Regions from separate parts of the Homo sapiens genome. Here region 2 is linked to region 1. Evidence: read pairs that join two places in POLR2A ChIA-PET (ENCODE). Cell type or tissue: endothelial cell of umbilical vein. All regions are shown on one strand. Links, peaks and the distances in the headings refer to the core of each region. The heading gives the core; the rest is flanking DNA.

What was found. Peaks named below come from ENCODE experiments on the same cell type or tissue, not always from the same donor. Only the 100,000 strongest peaks of a DNase experiment are listed, where the experiment ranks them.
Region 2: POLR2A ChIA-PET joins it to region 1 with 5 read pairs; 2 of 35 experiments call an interaction of 5 or more read pairs at or near these places.

The regions. Positions count from the first base shown.
Region 1 is chr3:105,565,938-105,574,290 of GRCh38, forward strand. ALCAM (activated leukocyte cell adhesion molecule) reads left to right here. Exons shown (of 16, transcript NM_001627.4): 15 at 5,915-6,027. The coding sequence ends at 6,002. Among named protein-coding and RNA genes, the nearest start is that of ALCAM, 200 kb to the left of the region's middle. In endothelial cell of umbilical vein, for the core only: no CTCF peak of the experiment used is centred there; no DNase peak of the experiment used is centred there.
Region 2 is chr3:106,344,421-106,352,773 of GRCh38, forward strand. No RefSeq gene overlaps it. Among named protein-coding and RNA genes, the nearest start is that of CBLB, 480 kb to the left of the region's middle. In endothelial cell of umbilical vein, for the core only: no CTCF peak of the experiment used is centred there; a DNase peak (open chromatin) is centred at 4,991.

The DNA of each region.
Region 1 (8,353 bases), core at 1,440-5,439:
CTTTTCTGCTTGGGTCCTTATTTTTGGCACCACCAGAAAATACTTCCAGGCACAAAGCCTGGATTGTCATCAAGTGCAACTAGTGGCTTTTCCCTTAGAAATCACACAGATCAGAGTACTTTGCTACCTGTTGTCCAATGACAGAAAATACTTGTTCTTTTATTCTTTTTCTTAAAAATACATGTTTATGGCAAGAGAGCTAGCCCAGTGAAGCAACTGGAACATATGTGGATTTTGGTATTCAAGAGAGGTCCTGGAACCAGTCCACTGCTGATACCAAGGGACAACTGTACTATTTACTTCATCAGGATCATACATATTAAATGTTGGTACAATTGTCTTACCAATTATTGAGAAAGTGATATCGAATCATTCAATAAAGATTGTACATTTATTTATTTCTCCCTTCAGTTCTGTCAGTTTTTACTTTATACTTTTATTAGGTGCATATACTTACAATTGTTATAACTTCCTTATATATGAAACCTTTGTAATTACAAAATATCTCTCATTATCTCTGATAATTATCAATTATATGTAAGACCACCTCCCTATCTGTTTTCTAGGAATCTTCTGTCCTTCCATCCTGCCTTCTTTTGAATTACTTAATTAAGTTTTAGTATTACATTTTAATACCTCTACTGGCCTTTTAACTATACCTCTTTGTGTTCGTTTACTGTGGTTGCTATAAGGATTACAATAAGAACTCAAAACAATCTACTCATGTTAAAAATCTAAGATTTTTGAAGCATAATCCCATTTAACTTCCTCTATCTTTGTTGCTATTATTGTCACATCTGTTTTATCTGCATATATTATAAAGATCAACTGTGTTTTACATATATATGCATATAAAGCATATATATTAAACTGTTAGTTGTCTTTTAAAATATTTTACATATCTACAATCTGTATTTTTTTATTCTTTCTTACGTATCTGAATTCCCATCTGGTGTTACTTCCCTTCGAAGAACTTCCTTTAATGCTTCCTTTAGGAAAGGTCTGCTGGTGATACTTTTTTCTACTTTCTTTTCATTTAATTTAATATGTCTTTCTTTTGCCTTTAAGTGAAGGATCTTTTCACTGATATAAAATTTTGGGTTTAAAACTTTTCCTTTCAGCATTTTAAAGATGTTTAATTATCTCTGGTGTGCACTTTTTTTCTGATGAGACATCACCTGTTATTTATGTTATTGTTCTCCTGAACAAATTTTCTGTGGCACTTTCAAACATTTCTTTTTATATTTGCTTTTGGTTAGTATGTCTATGATTAACTTGAGTGTGTTTTTCCTTTTGCATTTCCTCCTTCCGGACTTCTGAGCATTTTGGATCTTCAAGTTAATGGGCTTCATCAAACCTGGGAAATTTTCTCATTGTTTCTTTAAATATAGTTTTGCCTCATTCTCTTTCTCTTCTGTTTGACTTCAAATACATGTATGTCAGCATATGTTAGCCTGCTCACTATCATCTCACAGGCCACTGAAGATCTGCTCACTTTTTTTTTTTCCACTGCCCTGGACTCCACCATCTCCTCACTTTTTTACTGTTTTCTTTCTCTCTGTTTTCCAGAATCTGTGACTTACAATTTTGTTCCTAGGTTCACTAATGCTTTCTTGTGCCACCTCTAATCTGATGTTAAGAGCATTTAGTGAATTGTTCAATATCAATATTCTAGTTTTCAGTCATAGAATTATTTTTGTTCACATTTTTTGCTGCTGATATTTCCATCTGCTCTCTCATTGTTACCAAATTTTCCTTTAAGCCATTAAGTGAGTATTATATAATTGACTTAAAATTCTTGCCTGCTGATTCCAAAATCTGTAAATCTGCATCACCTAAGGACATTCCCTGGACTTTGTGTTACATTTTTCTATTCAGTGTATGTATTGTAACTTTTTTACTATATAATGGATTTTGTGGGTGATATGTTTTAGATTATAATTTCTGTTATATTTTTCTAAAGGATATGAGTTGCTTTTCCTAGCAGACAATTAGATTACTGGCTAATTACTCTACTGTCACCTTGCGCTTGTGATGGTTAATTTTACGGTTTGTATTCCATGTCTGTCTTAGGATGAATGTCTAGTTCTTTTATTTTATTTTTTTTATTATTTTATTTTATTTTATTTTTTTTTTTTTTTGAGATGGAGTCTTGCTCTGTCACCTAGGCTGGAGTGCAATGGTACAATATCTCGGCTCACTGCAACCTCTGCCTCCTGGGTTCAAGCGATTCTCCTGCTTCAGCCTCCCAAGTAGCTGGGATTACAGGCACACGCTACCATGCCCAGCTAATTTTTGTATTTTTAGTAGGGACAAAAATTTTAGACAAAAAACTTTTAGTAGGGGTTTTACCATGTTGGCCAGGCTGGTCTCGAACTCCTGACCTCAAGTGATCCACCCACCTTTGCCTCCCAAAGTGTTGGGATTACAGGTGTGAGCCACTGAGCCCAGCCTGTGTCTAGTTCTGACACATAGTCTTTCTTGTTTTTTCTGGGGTTTCAGTACCAAGACTGATGTGTTTGCTAAGCACTTCTGGCTTGGTGAAGTTCAACTCCAAACTGTGTGGGTAGTACCTAAAAATCTATCAGGCTTCTAAGCCTTCTGGTATTGCTTTCCACTAAGCTCTTTGAAATTTCTCCCACATATGCTATTCAGGGGGTCATCCAAGGAGCTTATCATAGTGTATACGCAAATTTGGAATTCTTGCCACCCTGTGGCTGTCTCCTTTCTAAGATTTTTCTTCCTTGATTTCCAGCTTTTGGTCTACTTAGACCATGCCTCCCAAGCTGAGAAGTGCCCTCAGAGGAAAAGCCATGTAAAATTTTCTTTCAATTTCTACTTTATTTTTGTCACTCTCAAATACATTCACATACTTCATTCTGTACTTTTCTGAGGGTTTATAATTGTTATAAATATAAGAGTTAACAAAGTACACTTGGTGTTTTGTTTTTTTTTCAGTGTTACTCAAAACAGAACTCCTTGTAGTCCATGCTTTATTTTAAGGTTGTGAAATCATTTGCACACTCAATGAGAATATGGCTTTATTCTTACCATACAGGTCAAGGCAGATTAAAAAACTTAAAATTGCAATTTATATTATAGTAGTCACTGTCCTGATGTATTACATTGTTGTTTTTTTTTTAATTTTATTTTTTAGGATTTACCAACTGAATGTTGACTTCTTTATGTATCACTCTCTAGTTGCTCCAAACAAGTTATGATTCTTACTTTAGATGAAAGGAGTGGCAGTTAATGAAGTGAGTTTAAAAGAAAACAGACAAAAAGAGAAAGCAAAAGGAGAAGTAGAAAGAAAAAGAAAGGAGGAATGGAATGGAGAAAAAAATTAGAGGACTGAGAGAAGACAAGGGGAAGAAAAAAGAGAGGAGAGAAGAGATTTTGGGGATTATGTGGCTTTTTTAAATTGCCACAATATCTTACTGATTTATAGAAATTATAGTTATTAGGATATATAGTTAGTAGCTATTAGAATAATCAAAGACCTGTTTATGAATATAATTTTGTGCAGAACTATCTGGAAAGGTTGGATTAAGAATCACTCAAGTTCTGTCATTTCAATGTAGTATTTTGTCAACTTGCTTATAAAAAAAAGCAGCTGGGTATGTATGGACTTCATATTGGTGAACACTAATATATTAAGGAACAGTGGAAGGAAATAGACATAAAGGATCATGTCAGTTCAACTTAGTAGAATAATGATCTTTTGGATGCCTACCATGTTCTAGTCACTGTATTATGTGCTATGGATAAAATATAAATAAAACATGGCTATTATTCTCAAAGAGTTTGTGGTCAAGTCAAGGAAACTAAAGAGATGTCTCACATCTCAGTGTTTCCTTGGGGCAGATGGATGGAGAAATGAGCTAAGAGCTTGAAGGGAAAAGCTGGATTTCTTTGCATTTTTTGAGCTAAAGAAAGGGATACTTTCTAGGATGTCAATTAGAAGCCTGAAAGAACCATGCCTTAGGAATAGGAGCAAGCCAAAGGTAGACCAAATTTTACTAAAATTGCAGTGGGGCTCCAACAAAAGTCAATAACCTGATAGAATTGTGTAATCAGCCCCTTAGCCTAACAAAGGAAAGGGGGAGCCATAGCTGATAGAAAATAACATTCTGTAGGGTCTCTACAGTTCTTTTGTTCATAGGGTCAGCAAAATTTAAAAGGACAAGATATTCAAAGAGTCAAGAAAATACAATCAATAATCTAGAGAAAAAGTAGGTAAGATAAGCAAACAATAACTGAATTATTTGAATATTGTAGTTAATAGATAAGGCAATGAAAATAACTATAAATATATAAGAAAATGTGTAAGAAAAGATACTCAAAAGAGATAAAAGGAGTAGAGAATTCAAATGCAATAATTGAAAAGAGAAAAAGAATTATATCTTTCAGTTCCAAAATGTCAATTTGATTTTAAAGGATCAAATTGACATTTGGGAACTGAAAGACATAATATTAAACACTGTGTTTTCAGTGGATGAATTTAACACAGATGGGCCACAGCAGAGCACAGGAAAAGGAAATTGGAATACACATCGATAGAAGACACACAGACTGAAGCACAGAGAGGAAAAAGAACAGCCAAGACCAACAAGAGCATAAGAAACATGTGGACACACACATGTCTAAGCTATGTATAGAATTGAAATTCCAGAAGAATGAAAGAGCAAGAATAGCAATCACCGGTAAAATAAATAAATACATTGTGGTTTATTCACCCTATGACATCCTATAGACCAATGAGAATGAACAATCTATAATCATATGCACCATTATACATGAATGTCACAAACTTAAGGTTGAGTTTAAATAAAAGGCAAACACAAATGAATAAATCTGAGATGATTCCATTTATGTACAAATTACAATAGCAGGTAAAACTATTATGTGAGAATTCAGGTTGTAGTAGCCTTTGGGCAGGAAGTAGACTGCAAGGTCATATAATGGTCTGCAATTGTCTCTTATTCTGGATGCTGGGAGGAAAGGAAGGAAGGGAGGGAGGGAAGGTGGAAGGGGTGCACTCTTGGACATACAGCTACCATTTGTTCTGCTTTCTCCTAGTTAGCCACAAACCCTTAATTGTGTAATTAAGAAAATCTGATTTAATGTCTTAAAGAATAAGAGCCTAGGCATGGGTAATCAAAGTAGCCGCTAAGGCATTGGTTTTCAAACTGTGGCAGGCAGTGGAATCACCTGAGGAGTTGTTTAGCAGAGATCGCAGGTCCCATCCCCACAGTTTCTGTTTCTGTTTCTGTAGTTCTGGTATAGGGCCCGAGAATTTGCATTTCTTGCAAGTTCACAGGGGATGCTGATACTGCTGGTCTGGGGACCATAATTTGAGAACCAGCCACGTTAAAGTTGCTATAGCTTCTGTTGTCGATGTTCTATCATAAACTTGGTCTCAATAATCTGGTTGTTGTTGTATTCAGTAAAACAGAATATTCATAAAGATAGACATAGGGTGTTAGCTCAACTGGGATACATGATAGGGAACACCAGAAGGGAACGCGCCTTCATGAAATGTCCTTAAGAAAATTTTTTTGGAGAAAATTCGCTTAGAACAAAAATTTACACTATCAAATGAGTTACTTCCCAGAAAGTGGAGAGAAAAATAACCTAGCTAAAAACATGATGCACAAAGTGTTGTATAGTCTGTTTTCAAAATAATTGATTTTTTTTTCTCTTAGCATACATTTACTGGAACCCCATCACCAAGCTAATTTCAGTACAATGTGCTCCATTATCAGTCAAGGCTCACAGATATGGAAATTTTTGCCTAGCGGTTTGCTGTAAAACATTTGCTTTTCAAAGACACATTAATTCAAATCTTAAAATTAAATATAAAAGTTGAACATGTATGTGTCAATATGATGAAGTTTATTTAATTCTCTTACAGGACTGCATCAAAACATGTAAACAAGGACCTCGGTAATATGGAAGAAAACAAAAAGTTAGAAGAAAACAATCACAAAACTGAAGCCTAAGAGAGAAACTGTCCTAGTTGTCCAGGTGAGTAGTCTGTACGAGGTTCATAGAAATAATTCCCTAGCAAGTAGGAAACATCCTTAAAGATGAAGTCCTTTATGTTAAGATGCTCCATAATTACAGCTTTCAAAACAGGAAGAGAGGGGTTTTTTTTCTTTTTATTATGCTTTAAGTTCTCAGATACATGTGCAGAACGTGAAGGTATGTTACGCTGGTATAAACGTGCCATGGTAGTTTGCACGCATCAACCCATCATCTACATTAGGTATTTCTCCTAATGCGTCCCTCCCCTAGCCCCCCACCCCCTGACAGGCCCCATTGTGTGGTGGTCCCTTCCCTATGTCCATGTGTTCTCACTGCTCAACTCCCACTTATGAGTGAAAACATGCAATGTTGAGTTTTCTGTTCTTGCGTTAGTTTGCTGAGAATGATGGTTTCCAGCTTCATCCATGTCCTTACAAAGGACATGAACTCGTCCTTTTTTATGGCTGAATAGTATTCCATGGTGTATGTGTGCCACATTTTCTTAATCCAGTCGATCACTGATGGGCCTTTGGGTTGGTTCCAAGTCTTTGCTATTGTGAACAGTGCTGCAATAAACATACATGTGGATGTGTGTTTATAGTAGAATGATTTATAATTCTTTGGCTATATACGCAGTAATGGGATTGCTGGGTCAAATGGTATTTCCGGTTCTATATCCTTCAGGAATCACCACACTGCCTTCCACAATGGTTGAACTAATTTACACTCCCACCAACAGTGTAAAAGCGTTCCTATTTTTCCACATTCTCTCAAAACAGGAAGAGAGTTTTTCGAAAGGAAACTTTCGTGACTCAGAAAGTGTTTTCGGAAGAATGGAAACTTACCAGTTTCCCCCACTCCCTCCTCAAAATAATCATTATCTTCTGAATAATAAAAACCAACTATGAGATGTTAACATTCAACTATCATTTTATATTTTAATGCAAAAACTTTAAGTGCAAAGAAGCTTTATTTTTTGAATTGGTGTTTGGGTTCAGTAAGAACAGATTCTAATACCTTAGATTTGTTTTAAATAAATGATTATGAAAATAATTTTAAAATATGAAAATTTTAGGCCAGGTATAGGCAATGGCTCACGCCTGTAATCCCAGCACTTTGGGAGGCTGAGGCGGGTGGATCACTGGAGACTAGAAGCTCCAGACCAGCCTGGCCAATGTGGTGAAACCCTGCGTCTCTACTAAAAATACAAAAATTAGCCAGTCCTGGTGGCAAGCACCGATAATCCCAGCTACTCCAGTGGCTGAGGCAGGGGAATCACTTGAACCCAAGAGGTGGGGGTTGCAGTGAGCCAAGATGGTGCCACTGCACTCCAATCTGGGTGACAGAATGAGATTCTGTCTCAAAATATAAAAATAAAAAAATAAAAAACTTTAATCTAGATATTTAATAAAAGCGTGAGTGTATTTATACAGCCAATATCCCAAATCATTTTAATGAAAAGCATAACAAACTTGTGCACGTGTGTATACATATACGCATATGCTTTTATAGGTAGTATATGTATGTGTATGTGTATATATGTATCCATGTATCTATATGCACATATGTAGAGGCATATGACTGTTATATTTAACATATAAAATAGCTGTGTGTGATTTTTAAGACAATCTCAAAAGAGGTATGTTTCCATGGCATTGCCACCTGCAATTTGAGGTTTTTCTTTTTATTTGTGTTCCCTTAAACCAAGCAAATAGAAGAGCCATTTGGACTATTAATGTGTCCTTTAGAATAACTGTTACTATAGCTTACCGATATGATATGACAAGCCCCAACCGCCACAGTAAACCTCGGGTTCATTATAAATAAACCACAAGTCACAATTTGAGTGGGTCATCCAAGTTAATCCCATAGTAAGGATGGAGCGTGAGAAAATACTGAATTTAAAAGGATGCACACAGGGGAGAACAATAGAATAATTGAAACAAGACTTGGTTTTTAAAATCTGAAAGCCAGGATTTTAAACTGATGGGGTGAAAGGAATCAGAACTGGATTGCTTCTCTATCTCACCTTTCATTGGAGGTCAAGTATGCAGCATTCCCACATGACTTTTTTTGTTTGTTTTTTCCACTTCTCTAGGGTTCTTTTCCCCAGTCCTTTGTAAACATAGATTTTAACTACTGTTTTCTTCAAAATCGTATAACTTCTCAATGAAAAACTGTACTTGAAGACAAATCCCACGAAATAGTGTGATTTGAAGAAATGAGTGTACTTTTAACCTAAAGAGAAATGCAATGAAATATTTTCTTGAAAAAAAACTTGTAATATTAGTATTAATTTTACAAAAAAAGAAAACTCTGAATAATT
Region 2 (8,353 bases), core at 2,492-6,491, 780 kb after region 1:
TGTATGTAAAAGTTTCCCTTATAAGTATGCTTATAGCAGCATAAGTTTAAATATTGGCATATATTTGATCATAGAAAGTTGCTTAAATTAAATTAATTTGCTTATCCATGTGACTGGATATGACAGAGTCACTGAGAATCATACTATAGAATAATGAATGACATGGGAAATGGTACTTATTAAATATTAATGGAAAGAAACAGGTCACAAAAATTATGCATTGTGACATGATTTAAATAATGTAAAGTACATGTATGTATGTAAGAGTAGGGGAAACTCAAAGTATTGACGTACCATACAGCAAAATGTAAAATATCTGATCCCTTAGCTATAGAGATGAGACTTTTTTTTTACTTTTTTCTTCATACTTTTCTAGAAATTCATATTTTCTATTATGATGAACCATAAGAAGTTACCGTTAACTGACTATAAATGGCCATTTTATAAGGTTCAAGCTCATGAGCTGAATATAAATATTTTTATAATAAAAATAATAATTTTGGTTTATTAAAGAAATGATCTTCCTGCCACACAGGCTGAGATATTAGTCTTTCATCTGTAATAGGTTGCAGTCAGGTTAGCTAAAAATCAGCAAAGTTCTTGTTTTCCAGCACCTTTTCTGTTCACTCCAGTGTGTATGCAGAAAGACAATAATATTCTAGGTGTGTTGTGAACCAAAAACATTCGATAAACACCGGTTGATCAAGAAAACATTTTCATGTTCCCTTTTATGACAGGGAGGGTGGTGTGGGAAAAACCAAGAGATTTTATTATTTTGTCTGGGAAGAGGCCCATATGTATGAGTTCCCTTTGTAAAGGAAACTGTGACACCAAAAAGGTATTGCTTTACCCTTGCACCAGTAGATTTTCCCAGCTTCTATCTTTAACAGGGAAAGCCAGGCTCATAAAATGAGATTGAAATATAAAACTTTCTTTCCACACATGCACCCACCGTCTAACCTCAATCACTCTGATTTGCAGTCTCTCACTTCACCAGTAATCACTGCCATCCTAACTATGGAGTGGTTGAGCCAAGCTGTGGGATTGTGGCATTAGATTTGCAAGGCTCTAGAAGTGTGTCGTAAGATAAACATAACATTGCTAAAGCCCTGAATCGGATCATATGACTCCTTAAGACTTCAAGGAGGGAACATACCACCTATCAAATGGCATGGCTCAAAAAGGCATAGCTTAGTAGGTTAATTTACTTTTCCTTTTACTGGATGACTAGTGCAGCTGGTAGGTTTTGGGCAATCAGCTAAACTTAGAATTGTGGTCAATAGACAGACATTCTCTGCTGAAAGTCTTGGCTGTGAGTACGGATTCACACTGGAATAAATTGTCTGAACTTTAACTACACAGAGAATTGGGCAACTTGTCCACAGATATTTAGAAAAGAGTTGGAAGAATCCTTGAGGTTTTCCACTCCAACTGGCCACCCAGTGAAAAAAAATCTCCATTAAAGCATACTTGATGGATGGTGTCAGTCAGTCTCTGCCCGAATGCACAGAAAGTTCAACTACTCTATGAGTCAACCTTTTCCATTGTTGGAGTTAGAAAAGGCTTCCATATTAGGGAGCTGGTATCTCCCTTGTTGTTGGTTTTTATATGGTCCTGGTGCTGCCCTCTAAAGCAGAAAATGTTTACTTCCCCTTTCACGTGATAGACTTTTAAATACTTGAAGGCAACAACAATAGGTTAAATCTTAATTAATAAACAAAATGAGAAGACTTGAGAAACAAAGAATAAATGCCAGCAAAAAACATGCTCACATTAAATGGAAACAAAGGCTATATTTGCTTTTTAAAATAAACTTTTTAAAGAATAGTTTTAAATTTACAGAAACATTGAGACAATAGTGTTCCCATATACTTCCACTTATTACACACCCAGTTTTCTATATTATTAACATCTTGCATTGGTATGGTACATTAGTTACAATTAATGAACCAATATGAGTACATGATTATTAACTAAATCTATACTTCATTCGATTTTCTTAGTTGTTACCTAACGTCCTTTTGCTCTTCCAGGATCTTATTCTGGATGGCCTGAATTAAGCACTACATTTAATCTCCATATTTCTTTAGGTTCCTATTGGCTGAAGAGTTCTTTACTTTCCTTGATTTTGCTATTGTTGATGGTTTTCAGGAGTACGGGTCAGGAATTTTGCAGGATGTTCCTTTATGGAAATTTGTCTGATGGATGGGTTATATGTTTTTAGAACAAAGATCACAGAGATAAAGTGCCATTTTCATCACATATCAAGGGTTTATGCTATCAACATGATCTTGACTTTGATAACCTGGCTAAGGTAGTGTTTCTAGTGTTTCTTCACCATAAAGTTCCTCATTTTCCTCCTTCCTCATGGCAATCTTTGTAACAAAGCCATTCTGTATAGTGGGAAGTTATAATGTCCCTCTTTTAGAGTGCAGCATCTACATAATTTATTTTGAATTCTTCTGAATGGGAGATTTTTCTCTTCACCATTCAATCATATATTTATATCAATATAGATAATGAATTAATATAGATCACTTATTTTATATTTGAGTTTAGAATTCAATGCTATTTCATGCATTTTGTTGCTCAAATAGTTCCAGTTTTGGCCATTGTAAACTCCTTCAATTGATGTTTGTGCCCCTTTGCCACACTCCCATCAATATAGGTTGTTTTATGGGGTTTATTGTAGTTGTTTTGTGTGTGTGTGTGTGTGTTGTTGTTGCTGTTTAAACACCTCCTTCTTGTACCACAGAATCTTCCAGGATTATCTGTATATTTCATCTCCCAGTCCTAGAATCAGTCATTTCAGACATTTCTCTAAGGGGTCTTGTGTTTTTGTTTTTTGTTTTTATTGGATAATGGTATTATTATAGAAATTAAGAACCAGGTGCTAGGTGTACTTGCTCCTACTGGGGAGTTGTTTTATTTAGGCACTCTCAGCTTACAGAACAAGGAAATGTATGTGAGTATCCTAAACCATGTATATACACATATCTACAAACTTTTCTATATGTAGCCATATGTATCTATATTAAGCTAAACATGAGTTCATACTGATATCTCCAACTCTAATTCACTCCTAGTGGATTATTTTAGCCTCCTGCTGCTGCCCATCTGTAAACTGTCACTTCTACAGTAAGAAATGCAGCTTCTACCATCTGCTATCCATTTACTTAAATGTTTACTTCCAGTATATGTGTGTAGCAGAATCAGAATTGTTAACCTGCACTCCTGTGAGAAACAACTTTAGCAAGGCATATGTACAGTTTTACCTTTTGATTTGCAGAGATGTTTGCTTTTAACAAACAGGATTTTTAAAACCTAGTTTATATTTTTGAGCCGTTCTTATCCGTCATTCAGTAATGACAATTTGCTATGGTTGATAGCACATTGCTTGCTTACTAGAATTTAAAACTTTGCAGAAGCTGTCCTGCCAATTTATTTATTTATGAATTCAACATTCTTCTTTATAGAGAAGAGGGTATGCCACTAATAAGTACATTTCTGTTAAGTTAAAGGTAGTAAATTAAGCAAAATTGACCCATGTTAATGAGATTATTAACAGATGTCTACCCACCATGCCAGGTCGATTTCAACAACACCAAGGAGACAGAAAGCTAGAGAAGAAAGTCAGGAAATAAGAGACCTGCCACCTAAACAGTTTCAGAGATGTCATAATCCTCTAAGAATACTCCCCAAGAAAGGTTTCTTACTGTTTCAGACACCAGTTCTCAGATAGGAAAACCCAGCAACCTTCTTTTCAGCCAATAGAACCATTGTTCAAGTGACGAAGGACTGCTACAGTTTAGAAAGCATTTGTTGGTAAAACTTTCATAAAAGTAGATGATGAACAAGCCTATGTTGATCACACTGGGTGTGTGCCAGTGTCTGATACTGAATACCCTCCCTGACAAGTGCTTCCGCAGTGCTTCCACATTCTTCCAACTGCAATACCTTAAAATAGAAGGATCAACTGTGTGGAATAAATGTCTGACTATCGGTCTGAAGATTTGGCTCCTCATTCTTGTTCTGCCAGTTAGTATTGGTGTGGCTTTGGAAAAGTCACTGAATCTATTACCTTATTTGAAAACTAGATGGATCATTAAGTAAGGTCAAAGTCAGTCAAGCTTTTAATGATTTTCAGTAGATGAAGCTTGTCTTTCCTAATGATGCTCTGTTTTTTTCCTTCACTAAAGGAAGAAAAAAATTATCTCCAAGAAACAACCTCTTACACAATTCAGTCTAATGAAATTCAGTTCTACACAAGAAATACTGAGATTTTATTAAGTGCCAGGCAATGTGCTAGGCCCTGAGATAAACCTGTTTCGAAGACAAACAAGGTCCATGCCTTTGCAGAGCTGATAGTCTAATATGATAAACAAATAGGTAAACATGCACTTTACAGTGATGTATGATAAGGGCTTTGATGGGTAACAAGAACAATCACAAATATTTTTAAAAGAGCCCTAAACTTTTAAAAGTCTATTCTCAGGAAAAATCTGAAATATACTCTAATAAGAAATTGTCTGTGAATAATTTAAAGACTATTCCAATTGTGGGGAAGGGAATCTATACTTCACAGCTTTTATTTACTGGAAAAAGATCCCTAAAAGCGCATTTTTAGGTATTTGCTGGCCTGTGGGGGGCCTGGGGCGTTCTCAAGCTCTTGACATCACTGTAGTATAGAGCCTATACTACTACAGAGATAGATGATCATTTACTCTGCCCACTTGGCATGTAGCTGGATCTAATGCAAGACTCTTCATGTCTTATCTTTAGGTTGTCTTTTCAGCTCAGAAATATAAATATTCAGTATTATTGGAACAAGAAGGCCTTTCAATCAACTTGTGCCATTGCCCACATTCCTTGAAAGGAGGACAGCCTGTTCTAAGTGATAACAAATTCTTAATTTACTGAAATCTCTGCTTCAATCAGATCTGCTGCTGCAGCCTACTGCCCAGGCTGATAGCTCCCTTATCTACACTCCCTCAGAAAATAAAAGGTGGAAATGCTGAATTGCTGCCAGTCTTCTTCCAGTCAAGGCCTTCTATTAAAAGGTCTGGAAGGGCCAGCTCCTTGCCCAGAGCACCTTCGAACATGGCTATGGAGTAGAAGCTCAGCTTAAGGACTTAAGGACAAGATGTTAAACTAGAAAAAAAGAGAAATGTCGATTTTGACTTTGAGAAAGCTCACAAGCCACTTAAATATTCAGATCTATTAGCCAAGTCATAGCCAAAAGTGACTGTGGCATTTTCATCAGATAAGCAACAAAGATAAATACTATGTTTCCTGTCCCACAGTGATTACTACTTTAACTTGTTAAATTTCTTTTAAGTTGAGGCTTTTTATATCTGTCACCAGATTCTGAATTCATTTTGTTGTTTGTAAATCAAGAAAAGACTTGAGTTTCTTCCTGTGTGGACTAAATACTACTAAGCTTCATATTCTGGGCATTTATAGATTTACCTGTACTTTCTAAAATCCTTCCTCTCGACTTATTTTTTATTTTTAAGAACCATTGGCCACTCTTTTGCCTTCCTCACTAAGTAAGCACTTACAGTTTGGGCACATGCTGTTTTACTAAACACAATGGATCCAAACTCATGTGTCAACACAAGGGTTGTTGAGCGCAGTGAAGTTGTGGTATTAGTCATTCCAAACTGAAATTGTGGACTAATCTTTACATTCCTGCCATTCGTTCCTCAGCCATCCTTCTCTTTTCCGTTAGCTAAATAACCAGGAAGGTGTTGAACAATGTAAACAGCATCCAAGCTTGGAAACATTGGCTGGAGATATGACTTGAGATGACTTAAGCCATCCAGTTAGGTCCAGGCCTGAATCCATTAGTTATCCAGTTTCCCCAAAGTTCAGAGGATAGTTTATAGATATAAGTATTGTATTTATACATATATCCATGCATCTATATGTATGTATATAAATAAATATATCTATGTTTGTGCATGAATACACATGTACACACACAATTTCTTGTCTTAAACTTGGCTTTTCAAAGAAGATGCTAAACAATACATTTTTGAGATCACCCCCGTGAGTACATGTAGTTCTCTGTCAGCTATTTTTAAAGACAACATAGACTTCCAATAAAAATGTCACCTTTATTTATTTAACCAATTCCCTATTAAAAGACATTTAGATTATTGCTCTTCTTTTGTCATTAAAATTATGCTTCAATGAACTTACCTTGATATCTTTCATTTTCTTATTCATGAGTTTATCAGAAGTATGCATTTCTCAAAGTGGAATTTTGGGGGCAGAGTATACACATTAAATTTTTACTGTGTTAAGTTTGTTTCCATAGAGTTATAAAAATTACACTCACACCAGTAATATAAGAGGGACTCTTTCCTCAAGTGCTCAGTAAAACAGTGTTGCTAAATCTTTTTTCTCTTATCTCATAGGCAAAATATGGTATCTCAATGTAGCTTCTAGTTTGCTTTTTTTAATGATTGGGATTAATAATATTTTCCTGTGTTTAGAAATGATCCCTTTTTTTTTCTATGAACTCTAGTCATCCATTGCTTATGTTTCTGAGTTGTTTGTATACTTTTACTTATTGAAGGGGTTTTCCTAAGTAATTTAACTATTTCTTTAATGACATAAACCACAAATAGTTTTCCTTGTTTTTTATTATCTCTGATTTTAATTTCGGGTTTTCTTTGTAGAAAACGTAGTTGAAGTATGTAATTGAATTTATTATTTTAAAATAATTTTCAGATTTGGTTTCACACTAAGGCAAGTTTTATTTAATATAAAATCTTCTAAGATTTACTCTATTAATTGGATGTTTTAATATTTGTTTTTGTTTTGAGATGGAGTCTCGCTCTGTTGCCCAGGCTGGAGCGCAGTGGCATAATCTCAGTCTTGGCTTACTGCAACCTCTGCCTCCCGGGTTCAAGTGATTCTCCTGCCTCAGCCACCCCAGTAGCTGGGATTGCAGGCATGCGCCACTGCGCCCTGCTAATTTTTTTTATTTTTAGTAGAGACTGGTTTTTGCTATGTTGGCCAGGCTAATCTCAAACTCCTGACCTCAAGTGATCTCCTGCCTTGGCTTCCCAAAGTGCTGGAATTACAGACTTAAGGCACATAACCTGGCCTATTGATGTTTCAATACTTGAATGTCTAATTTGTTTTCTTACAACCATGTTTTCAAATATATAGTTATTTCACTTTATTTTACACCATTTACATTTCACTTTTTTTCTTTTTTTTTTGAAACGGAGTCTCGCTCTGTTGCCCAGGCTGGAGTGCAGTGGTGTGGTCTCGGCTCACTGCAAGCTCCGCCTCCCGGGTTCACGCCATTCTCCTGCCTCAGCCTCCCGAGTAGCTGGGACTACAGGCGCCCGCCACCATGCCCGGCTAATTTTTTGTATTTTTAGTAGAGACGGGGTTTCACCGTGTTAGCCAGGATGGTCTCAATCTCCTGACCTCATGATCTGCCCACCTCAGTTAAATTTTGTTTGACCATTTTATATTCGTTTTAATGAAATTTTTTTGTGGACTTCTTTTTCTTTAACCTTTATTTTAGGTTCAGTGATATATGTGCAGGTTTGTTATATAGGTAAATTGTATGTCATGGGGGTTTGTTGTACAGATTATCACCTCACCCAGGTAATAAGCTGATATGGTTTGGCTGTATCCCCCACTCAAATCTCACCTTGAATTGTAATAATCCCCACGTGTCAAGGGCAGGGCCTGGTGGAGATAATTGAATCATGGGGGTGGTTTCCCTCATACTGTTCTAGTGGTAGTGAATATGTCCCACGAGATCTGATGGTTTTTTAAATGGGAGTTCCCCTGCACAAGGTCTCTCTTGCCTGCTGCCAGGTAAGACCTGTCTTGCTTTCCCTTCATTTTCTGCCATGATTGTGAGTCCTCCTCAGCCATGTGGAACTGTGAGTCAATTAAACCTCTTTCCTTTATAATTTACCCAGTCCTGGGTATGTCTTTATTAGCAGCGTGAGAACAAATTAATACATAAGTATAGTCCCCAACAGGTAATTTTTTGATTCTTACCTTCCTCCCATTCTTCACCCTCAAGTAGGCCCTGGTGTGTGTTATTCCCTTCTTTGTGTCCATGTCTAGTCAATATTTAGCTCACATTTATAAGTGAAAACATGCAGTATTTGGTTTTCTGTTCCTGTGTTAGTTCACTCAGGATAATGGCCTCCAGCTCCATCTATGTTGCTGCAAAGGACAGGATCCCTTTTATGGTTTTTTTTTAATGATTGCATAGTATTCCATGGTACATATGTACCACATTTTCTTTATTCAGTCTACATATTGATGAGAATCTAGGTTGATTCCATGTTTTTGCTATCGTGAATAGTAC